Linked DNA regions of Homo sapiens: region 1 is linked to region 2. A link is an interaction called in ENCODE POLR2A ChIA-PET data of the cell type or tissue named here. Cell type or tissue: Panc1. All regions are shown on one strand.

Region 1 (8,000 bases), 240 kb before region 2:
TTGAGTTAGAACTGTCTCTCACCCTGGATCACAAAGCAACAAACCCTTCAAGGACAGCTGCAAAGTGAATTTTTTAAATCTCAAGGTTATGTGTAATTTAAAAAGTTTAATATCTTGCAAAATAAGAAAACATATATTATTTAAATACTCTCTTTTTTTTCCTATAAATTACCTGGGGGAGGGAAAGAGAGAAAGAGAAGAGAGAAAAGGACAAATACAGAGACAGACAGAGAGAGAGTACTTTCAAATATCATTTAAGGCCTAAATGCCACAGGCTTTAAAAATTCAACACAATTCTCATGCATTCTTTCCCACAGGGGGCTACCCTTTCAACAATGACCTTTAAAAAAACTCAAGCCAACAAATAGCTCTGATACTGAAGACATGTGTACTTTATCAGCCTGGACATTCTACCGCTGACAATATAAATTTATTTGCCCAAATTGTCAGTATTTTTGGTACTAGATCTTAGGATCTAACAGATTCTTGTGGACCACGTGTGTTTGGGGCGATTCAGTCCTGGGTTCTTCTGAGATAAGATGGTTTAAATATTTCCCATTTTTTACGGTTGTAAAAATTTCATTTTAACCTTCTATCTGCTATGATTTATCTGTACACTCTGGAGGGGAGTCAGGGTTGGTACACAGAGAACTGTATAAAAAAATCAATTAAATTGCAGGTGCTATCTCCCCAAAGATCTCAAATAAAGCATCAAAAGCCAGTGTTGCACCGTGGAAAGGCCATGGTGCTTGAAGTCTGAAGACCTGGGTTCATGTCTTGGTGTCATTAATAAGCTCCCAGAGGAAGCCATAGGGCCAGAGAGTGAAGCCTTTCTAGATAACAGCAACCAGAGGCTGGTGTTTTGCAGGCATCCTGGAGAGAGCAACCCTCTTGAGAAACACAGGGAGTAAGACTCTGCTTAAAATTAAAACTGAACAATTGCACACTGAGAGTCTGATAGTTCTTTGTAATTAATATTAAACATATTGACATGTGGAAGTGAATCTTCTCATCTCAGACTAGTATGGGATCAGAATAGCTTGAGTCAAGTTTCAGCAGGTCCTGAATGGGCTCAACACATAGAAATAATTTCCTTAGCTAAGAGATTCACTAGTTGCTGGGGAGGAGGAATTGGGAGTTACTTATTAGAATTTTACTCTAAAGTGTGTGATTGCAAATACTCTATTCTCAGTCCTTTGCCTATCTTCAAAGACTCAAATATAACAGTCCTTTCAGGTATTAAAAAAAAGTAAGCTGTAAACGGTTGTCTATATTTGCTGCCTCCAATTTTTTTCTTCCATTTTCTCTTGAATCCACTCAGATAATTTTTACCCAGTCCCCCAGGGACCAATGCTAAAACCAGTGGTCAATTCTCAATTTTCATTCTCCTTGAGTTATGCAAAACATTTGACTATGTTGATCACTCCTTCCTTTCTGAAATATTTTCTTCCCTTGACTTCCAGGACACCATATTCTCCTGGTTTTTCTATCATGCCACCACCACCTCCCCACCATGGTTCCTTCTCAGTGTCTTTTCTTGGTTTCTCCTCATCTTCCTGACATTTTAACAATGGAGTATGCCAGGTCTCAGTCAATAGACCTTATGTCTTCTTCACCTATGTCCGAGCCCTGTTGATCAGGCCCAGTGGTATGGCTTTAATAACCATCTGTAGGTTAAACCATAAGAGATTACCATTTTGTAGGTCAAAATGGTTGGATGTTGATATTTTCATGTGGTTAAACCTAATGGCTCTCAAACATTATTGCTCACAAACTCCAGATACCCTCATCTACCTGTATATCAAGCTTAATATTTTCCCTTGGGTGTCTAAGAGGAATTATGAGCATAGCATGGCCAAAACCAAACTGATAACCCCTTGCCATTCTCCTCACCCTCCATCAAATCTGTTCTTCCTGTATTCTTGCTTATTTCAGTTCATGGTAAGTTCATTTTTTGAGTTGTTCAGCTAAAAACTAATCCTTGGAGTTACCCTTGGATCTTCTATTTCTCTATTGCCAACTCCAGGGCACCTGCAAATCCTCTGGACTCTGACATCACAGTATATCCAACCCTCTCACATGTTGGCTCGAGGCATTATCATCTCTCATTTGGCTTATGCCATCTCCTCCTAACTGATCTCCTTGCTTCTGTCCTTTACCCCCCAACAGCCAGATGACTCCTGTTAAGACACAACTTACATCATGTCAGTCCTTTGTTGAAAACTTCTCCAGGGGTTAACTGACTTAGAGTCAAAGCCAGAGTCTTTACAATGGCATCTTAGTCTCTGCAGATAACTGATTGTTACTTCCTCCTTGATGTTAACCCTGGACTCTTCCTCTCCTTCCCTCCAGGCACACTGGCCTCCTTGTTGTTCTTTCAGGAGTGCATCTGCACAGGGGCTTTGCATTGGCTGTTTTTTCTCCTGGACCTCTTCTTCCCTGGATGGCTGCATGGTTAACTCCCTTATTGCCTTCAAAACTGCTTATGTGTTGGCTGGGTGTGGTGGCTCAAGCCTGTAATCCCAGTACTTTGGGAGGCTGAGGCGAGTAGATCACTTGAGGTCAGGAGTTTGAGACCAGCCTGGCCAACATGGAGAAACCCCGTTTCTCCTAAAAATACAAAAATCAGCTGAGCATGGTGGTGCCTGCCTGTAATCCCAGCTACTTGGGAGGCTGAGGCAGGAGAATTGCTTGAACCCGGGAGACAGAGGTTGCAGTGAACTGAGAAGGCACCACTGCACTCCACCCACCTGGGCAACAGAGTGAGACTCTGTCTGAAAACAAAAAAGAATTGCTTACATGTCACTTTCTGGTGAGGCCTTCCCTGACTATCCACTTCCAAATTGCATCCCTCTCTCCAACCTTCCTGAATTCATTTGTCTCTTTTCAGTCTCCCCAAACCAGGAAGGAATTTCTCTCTATGTCCCTCATTGACATATCCCACCCCAGAAAAGCATAAGGCACATAGTGGTGTTCAATCCATACCTGTTGAACAAATAACTAGGTACCAGGCCCAAGCCTGTTTGTGGGAGGATGGATATTGCCAGAAGAACTTCAGGGGGCTTGTTTTCTAAGGAGAAAATAAGGGCTGCCACAGTCAACAGAGAAATGCAGCCAGGCCTAAAGCAGCCACAGCATATTTGTCATTATGTTTTTCAAACCCCCTATTTCCACTTTCTGCCACCGTGTGCCAGACCCATGCAAAGGGCTATGTATTCAAGAAGGGCAAATCCAGACTGGTCCTTGCTCTCACGGAGCTTGTATTTAGGGGAGGAGACAGACACTAATCAAATAAATAATCACAGACACATGAATGAAACTGGAGCTCAGACAAGTGCAGTGAGGGAGAAAACAGTGCAATGAGGGTTTAATCGGGGGCATTTGGGAAGGCTTCTCGGAGGAAGTGACACTTCCTGTAAGCTGGGATGGATGGGGAGATGTGCGCTTGCTGGACCTGAAATAGAAGCCTGCTCCTCTAGTCACACTGATTGATGCAGAAGTGGGTATCTGACTCCTGCCAGGCCAGTGACTGTCATTCCCTGGGGGTTTTCTAACTGGAGATGGGAGAAAGTGACTCTTTTTTTCTCAAGTGCCTGAGCTTTTGGCCATGAGCCCAGAGCTGCTGGTGTGAAGGCTGCCATTGGAGGAAAGAATCAAGGCCCCATGAAGAGGACATTAGACCTATGGGGGCAGGGCAGCTCTGACAGGCTGTGAGGTCCCTGTTCCAGTGCCCCCCAGATTCAGTTCTACTCCTTTCTTGAGTTTTCTATTGCATTGAGGCAATAAATTGGGCTATATGGGCTGATGAACTAGGTCAGTGGTTTAGGCTAGGTCAACTTAGAAATTTTTTGTCCCTTGCAATACAAGCATCCTGCTCAATCCCCTTCACCCCATAAGAGGAACAGTGGGCTGGACAGGCAGGGGTTCCCTGAGAGAAGCTCAACATAGCAAGACTCCAAACCTCCTTGTCTGGTTCTTTTCTCTTTCTCAGCACTGAAATCTCTTCCTCCAAGGGCCGTGTCAGAAGGAGAGGGGTCATAGACTCCAGGGAAGGCAGTGGTGACAATGACCTTGGATAGAGCTGAACCAGATGGGGGTTCAGCTGGTTTACCCAGTGTCTTGCTTTTTCTAAAGGGACATGTAAGGTCTAGAAGAAAATTGTCTCTGGGTCAAAGATTAAATAATTATTACTCGATGTTTCCCTTTCCTTTCTTATATTTTATTTTAGATGTCTCCTGGTGTACAATTCAAAAATTTCATGTACTGAAAAGCAAGTCTCTCTTTGTCCCTCGACACCAGTCCCTCTTCTTAGAGACACTTTCTCACGTATCCTTCCAGAGGAAGTTTACACACACACACACACACACTCACACACACATTTGAGTGAATATGATTTCACCTAAAGGTTATATACCATGCATGCAGTTCCATCCTTTTCCATTAGTACTTTATGTATTTTGAATATTGTTCCATATAAGCACACATAAAGTGGCTTTATTTTTCTAAATAGTTGCAAAATATTCTATTATATAGAGCTAACATATAAGTAACTAGTTTTCAGTTAATGGCTATTTAGCTTGTTTCCAATATTTTGTCATTATAAAAGTTTTCTTGAGTATTCAAAGATGCTACAGTATATCTTACTTACGGGCCTATCTGTAGGATACATTTTGGGATGTTTTCCCTTTCATTTCATTTTGTCTTTCTGTGGATATGAAATGTACACACACTCTCTCTCTCTCCTGGCTCAGAGAGAGGGTGTAATTAGGTGAAGGGCACAGAGTGAGTGATGAGCTATGTCAATTAGAGCTCAGGCTCGTTGTCCCCAAGCCCAGCAGCGGCCCTGCCCATTCCAAGTGGCCTCTGTGGCCGACGAGAGAATGCAACTGTTGCTGGGCTGAATAAGGTGCAGGAGTAGGGCAGGGAGGTGACCACACCTCAAACTGTTGATAAGGCAATGAATACCAAGGCAGGGGCTACCCAGGGTATCTAGACCTGGGGAAGGAGAGGTTGAAAGAGGCAGGATACAGAAAGCAAACTTAGAAGTGAAAACCGAAGGCAAATAGCCATTCTTCCTTTCTTCGATTGTAACAGAAATTTTGACTGGGATCATGGCCACCCCGAATAAAAACCACATTTTCTAGCCTCCCATCCAGCAAGGCTCTAACTTCTAGGCTGGAAAGGGATGTGTCCTGTGATGGCCTTCAGCAACCCTAGTAGAAAGGCAGGGTATGCCCCCATCGCCCCTCTTCCTCATCTTGCCCCTGCTGCCTGGAGTGCAGGTGCCCTCAGCTTGGGTTGTTGGATGGGGGCCATACACTGGGGCAGAGAGAAGCTGCTAGAAGGAGCCTGGTCCTTAACAACTTTGCAGAACCAGCCTGGACCTCAGGCCTGTGGACTTTTATCTGAGAGATTAAAAACTCCTCTCATGCTTAAGCTAGGATTGTTTTGGGTTTCTTTGTGCAGCTGAATCCAATTTTAGTTGATACAGAAGGCTGGCATGTTAAGCATGCTGAGTTCTTACAGTTATGGCAGTGGATTTGCACCGGGCTCCACTTGCTAGATTACCTGTCAGCCTTGCTTGGGGGCATATGAGGAACAAAGGTAGTGCTGAGTCAGGGAACCTGGTCCTCACCTGGCTTTGATGCTGACCATATGTCATGTGGCTTTATGCAAATGACCCTCCCCTCTGGGCCTCCGTTTTCTCATGTAGAAAATGAGAGGTTTGGGTCAGAAAACCTTTGAGATCCCTTCCAACTCTGAACACTAAGCTATCAATCAGATGCTTGGCTTGACCTGTACCTCTTTGGCTATTCCCTTCCCACCAGAGAGGTGGTGATCTGTCTGTCCCCTCAATTGCTCAAGGCATTTCACTCGTACCCCCCTGGCACTATGGTCCCATTTTCCTTAGATCTTTCTTCTCTGCTAAATTCTCTGAAGACAGATTCTCAGTCTTCATGTTATAACCTTGCCCAGCTTCTAGAACAGGGCCTTGGGCGTAATGAGTGAGTGCTCAGGAAACATGTCAGATAGGTGATCTGTGGATACAGTCATGTTGGGGCTCAAGATGAAAAGGAGACTGAAATCTGCAGGAAGGTCTACAATGAAGAACATCACCAAGCAAGGTCCACCTACCTTGGCATGGCTGGTCTGAAGCACTGGTCTCCCATGGTAACCAGGCGGATCCACTGGGGCCCTGGTGGAAAGGAAAGAGCGTGGACATGAAGTCAGACGGGCCTTGATGACCCTTACCAGCTAGGTGGCTTTTGGCACTTTGACAAACTTCCTTGAGCCTGAGTGCTTTCTTTTAAGAATATACCATGCCTGTCCTTCAGGACTGCTGAGGCACCTCAATGAAGAGACTCACGTCAAGTTCCTATTGTAACCCCTGGCAGACAGCAGGGGCTTGGTGAAAGCCCATCACCCTTCGTCCCTCCATCCCAAAGCATTCTTGCAATATCCTGTCAGGGAAAGCAGAGAGACTTCAAGGGTAAAGACCAGTGGCTGCTTGTTTTCTTCAGGGGAGGATTAGGTCACGAGTGATCTTTGCAATGAACTCTCCTGATGCAGCATTGGGTTCCACACCTTCAACTGTCTCCTTTTTGGGTTCATGATCTCCCACCTCTGTACAGCAGCAGACAAAAGAAGCTACATGAAGGCAGCCTGGGCTCAAGATCATAGATATGAATGCATCCTGTATCACTAGACCTCCTCCTGCTAGATCACCTCCCTAAGTATTTGTCATCAGCGTGTGGGGTCAAATTGAGGAGCCACTTCCAGGGAGAGGTGATATCAGGAGTAAGTGGATCACAGGCCTAGACTTCTTCACTGGCAGCCTGCACAGAAACCACAGTCCTGGACCAAGACCGAGGAGTGAGCCCAGCCACAGGCAGCCACTGGGAATGGAGTAGGAACCAGGGAAGGGATTTTGGAGGGGTGAATGAATCATTATTTATCAGTTACGTTATGTCAGGCTCCAACGTGTGGATGAAGTCTGACAACCCTTGGGCCTGACATTAATCCTGCTGTTTATCAGCTGTTTGTCATAGGAAAATCACTTAACTTCTCTGAGTCTGTCTCCTTCTCTGTAAATGGATATGAAAACATTCATTGGATAGAGTTGTCGTGAAAGTTTAATGAAATTGCATGCACCCCAGCATGTAACAGTAGTTACTATTCTTACAGCTGTATTTTCTCCTCCCAACTACTCAGTAAGGTAGATATCACCTTTCCATCTCAGAGATGAGAAAATGAAAGCTCAAGAAGGTGAGGTCTTGCTTATAGCCATACAGCTAGGAAAGACACAAATGGTCTATTATCCCAAATCTTTCATGCCCTCCAATTCCATTCTGGTTTCACGCAGACCAGATGGAAGCTGGGAGAGAGCAGGGGGCTGAGGAACCGCCACCCACACCCACTTTGCCCTACAGCAGCTCTGCCTCCCCATGTATGCTGCTGAGGTGGAGGCAAAGTTTTACCCACAAGGGTTTCCCTTCCCAGCCTTGTTGCTAATTTTCGTCTCTGTGGTTTGGTCCTCCTCTGTCACACCTTCCTGTGATGTGCCCTTACCCCCACCCCTCAGCCAGGGAGATACTGTTGAATGCCCCACTGGGTGGTTATTTATGTGATCTTCCATCTCTTTCCTTCTGAGTGGTTTATTCCTCCTCGTTCTCATCCTGCCCACACAGGAGCTTGGCGAGAATCACTGTCTCCTAGTGTGGACAACAAAAAGAGAAGGAACAAAGTGGGTGAGCAGCTTTCCCCAGGATTACATGGCAAGAAAGTCCCTGTGGCCAGTCAGCTCCCTAGTGGCTGCCTTGAGCAGAGGGTGACAAAGAAAAGGACAGAGACCCCAGCCTGATAGCCTCCCCATTTACCTTTGCTCCATGCATATCAGGCTCACTCCCCGGGGCTGGGGAAATGTCTACCTTGACTTTGCGGTAGAGGTTTGGATCTTTCTGGGTATCTGCATCTTCTCCCATGCTCCTTCCCCTCTCCCT
Region 2 (8,000 bases):
GAAGGAACATGAACAGATATGGAGCAGCATGATTTCCAGCTGGGCAGTGCTAATCCCAGGAACCCATGAGCCATGTTGCTTCTCTCGCTATCCACACCATGGAGCAGGGACTTGTGTGTGTACCTATCTCTCTGCCTCCTCCCCCGCTGATCCTTGAGTTATCAAAGGCAGGACATGTATCTCATTTACTTTTGTTTCCCCAAAACCATACAGTGCCTGGTATAGAGTTAGAGGCCAACATACCTATTAAACAGGTGGATGAGCTGAAGATTAGCAGATTAATCCAGGAAGTCTTCCTGTAGGAGAGGGCCTGGAGCTGGGGAAAAAAAAAAAGGACAACAGAGATGTGGTGTGGTAGAAAAAAAGGCATAGAGATGTTTAATACAAGTGAGGAACTGATGTGTGTGTGTGTGTGTGTGTGTGTGTGTGTGTAATCAGGGACAAAGCATAGAAAGGACTGCTCCTTTCCTAAATTTGGGAAGAAGTGTTCCGGATCTGCTTTAACAACTTGCATTTTGGAGACAAATATGCCTGAGTTCAAGTCCCACCTCTGACACCACTAACTGTAACTTGGACACAGCACTTTACTTTTGTGAGCCCCAGCTTCCTCACCTGTACAATAGGGATAATAACAAGAACATGTACCTGTCAAGATAGTTAAGAGGGATAAGTAAGATGATATGACACCCTCACACAGGTCCTGACACATGGTAGACCTTTGTTAATTTTGGTCCTCCTGCTTTAAAAACCTGTGTCCTATCCTAGGAGTCCAGGACCTCTTGGTTAACGAATATGTGAAGTTTATCAATCTTTGCCATTGTGCTTGCTTGTGATGCTTCTGTTCTCTGAGCTCCCAGGATCAATAAACCACTGATTTAATGCTACAGGTTGCTTCAGAGTGCACCTGGATGTTTTTGTCAGTGGACCTAGTTTAGCAGGGGTCCAGATGGAATGAAAACATATTTCAGAGTAGAGCTAAACCTAGAGGGACGTGCCCTCAGCTGCCTTCTTTTCCAACATTGTCCAAGGAGTATGATTTAAGCCTGGAAAGCCCTGAAGATGAGAGCTTGGCTCATCAAGGTGACTCCATGTGGCTCTGCCCCAGCTTGGCAGTGTGGCTTGGGATGGCCACTCAGACTTTCTGTTCCCTTCCTTCTGATGGGAATTTAGCACCATTGATTCAGTAGGTTCTAGCCATTTGAGCTCTGGCATGGGCCAATAGGGCGAGCCACACTCACCTGCTAGCAGGAGCTGACTGCCAGTGGAGTTTCAGGAAAAAAGAGGTAGGCAGCGGAAAGGCTAATTCTTTGCTCCCACCTATAGTTCCGGCTGTACTTCCATCTGACAAATCCAGGATCAGAATACACACACACACACACACACACACACACACACACACTGCCCAAATGTACTTCCATCTGACAAATCCAGGATCAGAATACACACACACACACACACACACACACACACACACACACACACACACACTGCCCAAATGGAATGGTATGCAGCCAGTCCCACCTGGAGTCCCAGTTGCCTTTCTCTTTCAAATACAGACTCTCCCGACAGCTATGTGGCGGTGGGGGAGGCGACTACTTGTTGCTCCTTCTCTGAGGCTCCAGGGGCAACTTGGCTTTTCTGTCTCAGGAGGGGCTCCTGGCTGCTCTCCTAGAATGCCCCCTCGCTGTCTGCATCAGAGGCACTGTGGGTTTGGATCGCCCCCTTCCTTCTGCATTTTTAGCATTCTCCCCTCTGGAGATCCCAGGCTGGGTCTAACCTGGGATCCCTGACATTGATGCAAAGGAATGCCGCCTCCAACCTCACACCTGGCTCCTAGGAGTTTAGCACTGTCTTCCTGCCACCTGGGGGGCGGGGTGTCATGTCAACCCTCGAAGAAGCCCCCACTAGCTACCTTCAAAAAAGGCTAAAAAGAAAACTTGGAGAAAGTCCCCAGCCCCCACCAGCCCTTCTCCCCCGCCCTGCCCTTCCCCCCAAGGCAGCCTAGCAGGGACAGGGAGCTGGGGCGGGGGAAGCAGGCAGGCTTTGTGACCTGGGGGTTGTCCCTTTTTTCCCAGGAGGCGAGGAGAGAATGGATCCCGGTCTGAGCTCCCCGCTTCCGTCCCCAGTCTCCAGATACCGGTCCTCGCCTCTCCGCGCCGCGCGCTGCCTCCTCTCCCCGGTGCTAGCAGCGGCCGCTGGCATTTGGAATTCTGCCCACAAAAGGGGGCCTGGAGGAGGAGGAGAGGAGGGACGGAGGCCGGCGGCGAGAAACGGCATTCGGAGTCCAAAACATCATGGGAAAAGGAACCGAGCGGCGGCGGCTCTGAAGGCTGTGCCGCTGCGCCCGACCGCAGTGCATCAGCGTGGCCGCCCTGACATCCCCCAGGATGGTTAACATGGGGCATTATGCGCTGGTTAACAGGCTCCGAGCTGCTCAGCGACTTGTTTTAAGCATTTTCTCTCTCGCTCTCGCTTTTAATCTTGTCTCTAGTGGCGTGTGTAGGGGGGAGGACTTTATTTCCATTGGCTAAGCTCTCCCTTCCCACCCACATCTCTTCCACATCACCTTGGTGTCTCCCTAAATAAAACCAGCCCTCCTTATCGCCTGGAAAAAATCAAGAGCTAGAGTTTGAATGGGTTTTATATAAACACTCACCCCTGTCAGCGTGCGGCTGGGCTCTCAGGATAAACTCACAGCATCTGGCGCGATGCTTGCCTTGCGTTCTCTCCCCTGAACGTCAAGGTTTAAGCAGAGCCCGAGGACTGGGAGCTCTTCTCTGAAATTCGATCAACCTGAAGCCAGTTGCGGAACTGCACGGGGTCCCGATGGACCTCAAGGAAAGCCCCAGTGAGGGCAGCCTGCAACCTTCTAGCATCCAGATCTTTGCCAACACCTCCACCCTCCATGGCATCCGCCACATCTTCGTGTATGGGCCGCTGACCATCCGGCGTGTGCTGTGGGCAGTGGCCTTCGTGGGCTCTCTGGGCCTGCTGCTGGTGGAGAGCTCTGAGAGGGTGTCCTACTACTTCTCCTACCAGCATGTCACTAAGGTGGACGAAGTGGTGGCTCAAAGCCTGGTCTTCCCAGCTGTGACCCTCTGTAACCTGAATGGCTTCCGGTTCTCCAGGCTCACCACCAATGACCTGTACCATGCTGGGGAGCTGCTGGCCCTGCTGGATGTCAACCTGCAGATCCCGGACCCCCATCTGGCTGACCCCTCCGTGCTGGAGGCCCTGCGGCAGAAGGCCAACTTCAAGCACTACAAACCCAAGCAGTTCAGCATGCTGGAGTTCCTGCACCGTGTGGGCCATGACCTGAAGGATATGATGCTCTACTGCAAGTTCAAAGGGCAGGAGTGCGGCCACCAAGACTTCACCACAGTGAGTACTTGGTTTTCAGCTCACTCTGTCTGGTCCTCTGGAGAAGTGGTGCGCCGGTGGTCTCCTGCTTGGTTTGGGGTTTCCTTGTGCTTTGGGACAGGAGAGAGAGCAGTGCCTCACCTGAAGGCCACGAGGGTAGTTGGTCAGAGTTGTGCGAGCTGGTTGCAGGGAAGGCTACCGGCCAGGATAGAGCACTGCTGTCAGATCAAATATGGAGGGTGAGTGGGGGGCTTGCGGTGGGGGATCACTTCCCCAGACGTGCTCAGTTGGCTTCCTCCCAGTCAGAGGGAGGAGGCCTGGGCTGTCCGTTGTCCGGTCCGCTTGGTGTCCGAGCTGTGTGATTGGAACAGCTTGTCATTGACGAGGTGGCATTCTGTGTGTGTGTGCGTGTGCGTGTGCGTGTGTGTCTCTCTCTGCTCGGAAGTGGCATCAGGCACTGCATCCTGTGGGCTGGGCTGGAGCTAAAGCCGTCAGAGAAGGGGGTGTGGGGCCCAGGCAGTCTGGCTGGCTCCGGTGGCTTTGGGAGCTTGCTGGAGCAGGTGATGCTGCAGAGGTGTGGAAGTCTCCTTGCTTCCTTTCCTTGTGTGAATTCTAAGCTCCATGTGGGGAGAGGAGAGGCCGGGCACCCCAGGGCTCCATCTGATCTGTTGGCAGGTTGAAGCCAAGAGATGTTCAGAGTGCTTGGGCAGAGAGGAGGGTCTGGGCGGAGGCACGTGTGCAAGAGGGTCAGGGAGATGCCTGTGAGGGTGAACCAGTCCCGGCTGCCTTGTCTGGGAGCTTTGGCTTGAAACTCAAAGGCTCGGTTTTCTCTCTGTATAATCACTTAACGACGTGGATGCAGGAGGAGGGGTGCAGGGAGGGGGCGAACAGCTGTGGGAATGGAAAGCCTGGGGGAGGAGTGTGGAGCTGAGTAAAGAGGAAAAGCGGAGGGGGATGTGGCTTACGTTCAGGATGGGGCTTACTGGAGGGGCAGAGAGGAAAGGACGAGAGGAGCACTGTTGCTGCCAGGGTTCTCCAGTTAGTGGGCTGCTAGGCATAACTTGGCATAATAGGTCATACAGCAGCTGCTGACTACTGTTTGCTGCCAGGCACGTCTGGGTATCAGGGGCTGTGGGACCCTCCAGAAGTCCAGTGTGGCTGCTTCCCCCATAGCTGCCTTAGGGAGGATTGAGAGCTTTTGAGTCTCAGAACGTTGAGCCAAAATGCAATTGCAAGTTGGGAATAGCAGGTATAGCAGTTGGGAAGGGGCTGACCTGTGATCCAGCACTTGTCTAGGGTCCTCTGCCTAATGAAGACATTGCTTACCTTTCCTGTGCTGCATCCATTCCCTACCCCCTCTTGGATTCACCAGCCTCTTGATCTGAGGTTCTTTTAATGCCATAACCAGTCTCTGCCTGTAGCCTCTGTAATTGCTGTTGGCTATCTCTGATTCTGAAAAAGCCCAGAGTGCCGGGGGCATTGCCTCTCGCAGTCTGTGTGCTAGAACTCTGTTTCTTGGAGGAGCTGTTTTGTATTATCCCTTTTAAGCCTTGTGAGGAAGAGCACAGCAAAATCGGCAGTAGTGTATGCTAAAGAGGAAGCCAGTCTGAGCTGGGAGAAGGGACCAGTAATATTGGAAGCTCTTCTAAATGCAGCAAACAGGATCCTAAAACATGTCATGCACAAATGATGTCTTAGGTGGCTTGAGGAGAGATAGAGAAAATGCCTTATTCTTGGAGGCTGAAGCCATCACTATATTCCACCCCGTTCTTTCTAGCGCCTGGCAACGCTCGGCTTCACCACTGCACCGTGCAGCTTGGAAATGCACTCAGCTGTTCCTCTGTCTGCCTGAACACACATGGAACACACAGACGACACAGAGGGTGACACAGAGAGAAACTGTAATAAGTAGCAGACTCTGGGTTGAGTTCTCTAGCTTCCTCCTGACTGCATGTCCAACTGGTGGCTTCTTCTGAATCCATGTCTAAGTTCCATTTAGAAGTAAATGTTTTTTGACCCCAGGCTATTGTTTTATACTTGGACCATCTTTTTACTTGCTGAGGTCCCAAGAGGTCTTTAAGATCAGGCCTTAAAGTTCGCCTGAGCTTTTGACCTCTTTGTAATGTTTCCCAAATAGTGAAATTGCCTATGGATAATATTTACTACTCTGTCAGTGGCATGTCATTATCTGCTGTCCTCAGCAAGTTCAAGAGTAATCTATTTGAGTGTCCATTCCTCAGGCTGGCCCTCTATGTGTGACCTTCCCCATCATTGAAAAGGGGGTGAGCCTCAGTGCTGCTGTTCAAGTTGTTCAGGGAGTATCAGAAAAAGCATCTACTCCAGGACAGCCCAACGAGGCTCCAGCAGGGAGGCTGGTCTCTGGCCCCAGCTGGGCACAGTGGGCAGCAATGCTGAGCCTTTACTAGAGGGAACATGATGCTGAGTTTGCTCAAGACCTTGTAGTGAGGAGTACTCCTCCCAACTCATCCTTTGTCCCTCTGTCTTTTTTTGGCCTGGGATATAAGCATCCTTCTTATTGGGCTGCCATACCAGAAGAGGGCAGAGAGCCTGGACAGGTGGTTGTTGGAGAAGCCACTTGACCCGCCTTCTCTTATTCATTTTCTCTGCTGTGCATCCCTCTCCAGTTGGCTTATTTTTGAGGCTCTATCTAGGATTGTACCATGCTAGGTGACTTCTTTCTTTAAGTGCGGTGGCTGACTTATTAGAGAAGTTAAGTATGGGGGAAGGGATGTCACAAGGGGATGGCTTTTCTCTGTATTTCTTTTTCTATGAAGCATATCTAGTGGCATCTCCAGTGCAAATGCTCTAGCATAAGCTTTCTTATTCCAAGCTCTTAGCTGATGTGCAATGAAGTGTGTAATACCCTTTAATTAGTGAATGAGCCATGATTCTAGCAGAGTGAGAGAAGGCTGTCTGCGGAGGGTAAAAGTCCCAGGGAAGCCAGGTGTGGGATGCTGACTACAATGTAAACAGGTGTGCTTCATGCTCATGCAAGTACACTCTTAGCCCTCAACTAGGACAATCTGATTTCAGATAAGCACACGTTTTTTCCCTCCTGGAAAAGCAGAAGACAGCTTTGATTCCAGATTGTCTACTTAGGGAGGTTGCCTCATTGACCTAGAGTGGAAGGAAGGAGGAGGGATTGTGTCTCTGCCCATGGTGTTGGATAATGTGAGTGCAAGATTAAGAGCAGAAAGACAAAGGTTTGAAGCCCAGCTACAACATTGTCTTTCTTATTCCCTGGTTGTATCTTGCGTCCTCTCTAGGCCTCGACTTGGTCATCTAACATGTGATAGTAATATTTGACTTACTAACCCACAGGGATGTTGGGAGGCAATATATGTGTACACTGTGCCAGCTACAAAGATGGAAGGTGGGGTTGGTTTCCATATTAGTAGTCGGGCTATTCACAGGAGTCAGACCTGATGAGTAAAGCTATGAAAGATGAAACCAGGGAGGGAGAGGTGGCTACTGCTTTCTCTGTTTGGAGCAGTGGGTTTACATCCAACCTGACTGAGATGGGGTTTCTTAGAATGGAGGTCACAGTTGGATTCGATAGTTAACTCTTGCTGACAGGTGGTGGCCCTACTGCTTGTGTCCAGGACATGGTTATTTTATGTTTTTTCTCTGCTCATCATGTTAGGGGTCATCTGACTCCAAGTACAGAAATACAAATGACATTTCAGTTTCATACTTAACCTACTTTCATAGTTGTATGTGTTTGTATTTTAAATTTGAGATTTCTTAGGAAATACATTTCTTTCTTTCCTTAACAAAAGAAAGGTCTCTCCACTATGAGATCTTGTTAGAGGCATTGTGTAGATCTTGTTAACTGACATCACCTAACATTATAGAGATGGTGGAGGTGAAGGTTTAGGAAGATCACATCTTTGGAATTCTTGCACAAGGCCAAATGGGTCCATAGCTAATCTAGTCTATCTTTTTTAAAAAAATTATTATTATTATACTAGGAACATGTAGGTGAAGAATGTGAGTTTTAGGGAGAAATCTGAGTTGGAATTCCAACTCTGCCACCAATTTGCTGTATATTTTTGGACAAGTTTCTTAACCTTGATTGTCTCATCTCTAAATTAGGAACAATAATACCTATCACTTAGAGCTATCGTGCTGACTCAGTGCCATAAAATATGTGAAGGCCTACTATGTGGCAGGTGCCTAGAGCAGGGTAGGCCTCTTGCTTTGCTTAGTGTCCCGCAGGAGCTCACTCAACTCTCAGTCCAGTGGTTTGCTCACTATTCCATACTATAACTTCACCAACAGCTTTGGAGCACAGGCAACTGCTGTGTTGGTGGTATTCTCAATTCTCATTATATATTAAGCTTTCACTTTTCTCTGTGCTCTTCATATTAATTCTGCTGCTCAAACGTCCTCTCCTTACCCACCATCTTGGCTTCCACATCGAATCCCATGCTCCCAAACTCAACTCTAGGAAGCTCACTTGTCCTGTGCCAGCCCCTCTCCCCACGCCAGGAATGGGTGACCTATGCACCCTGTGCACAGCTTTTATAGCAGTGTGTCATAGTGCTTCATGCATGGTTATTCCTTTGTCAATCAAATAGAGCACCTATTGTGCAGTGTGATAAAAATAGCCTAAAGCC

Evidence for each region. ChIA-PET counts read pairs that join two places held together with the same protein. Peaks named below come from ENCODE experiments on the same cell type or tissue, not always from the same donor. Only the 100,000 strongest peaks of a DNase experiment are listed, where the experiment ranks them.
Region 1: POLR2A ChIA-PET joins it to region 2 with 26 read pairs; 2 of 35 experiments call an interaction of 5 or more read pairs at or near these places.

The regions. Positions count from the first base shown.
Region 1 is chr17:34,389,063-34,397,062 of GRCh38, reverse strand. No RefSeq gene overlaps it. Among named protein-coding and RNA genes, the nearest start is that of CCL1, 30 kb to the right of the region's middle. In Panc1, no CTCF peak of the experiment used is centred here; no DNase peak of the experiment used is centred here; H3K27me3 peaks cover 370 bases.
Region 2 is chr17:34,151,359-34,159,358 of GRCh38, reverse strand. It overlaps LOC105371735 (a long non-coding RNA gene), which reads right to left and starts at 3,760. Exons shown (of 4, transcript NR_188344.1): 1 at 2,657-3,760; 2 at 244-316. It also overlaps a transcript of ASIC2 not described here. RefSeq lists an enhancer at 1,720-2,274 and a silencer at 2,574-2,732. In Panc1, no CTCF peak of the experiment used is centred here; no DNase peak of the experiment used is centred here; H3K27me3 peaks cover 178 bases.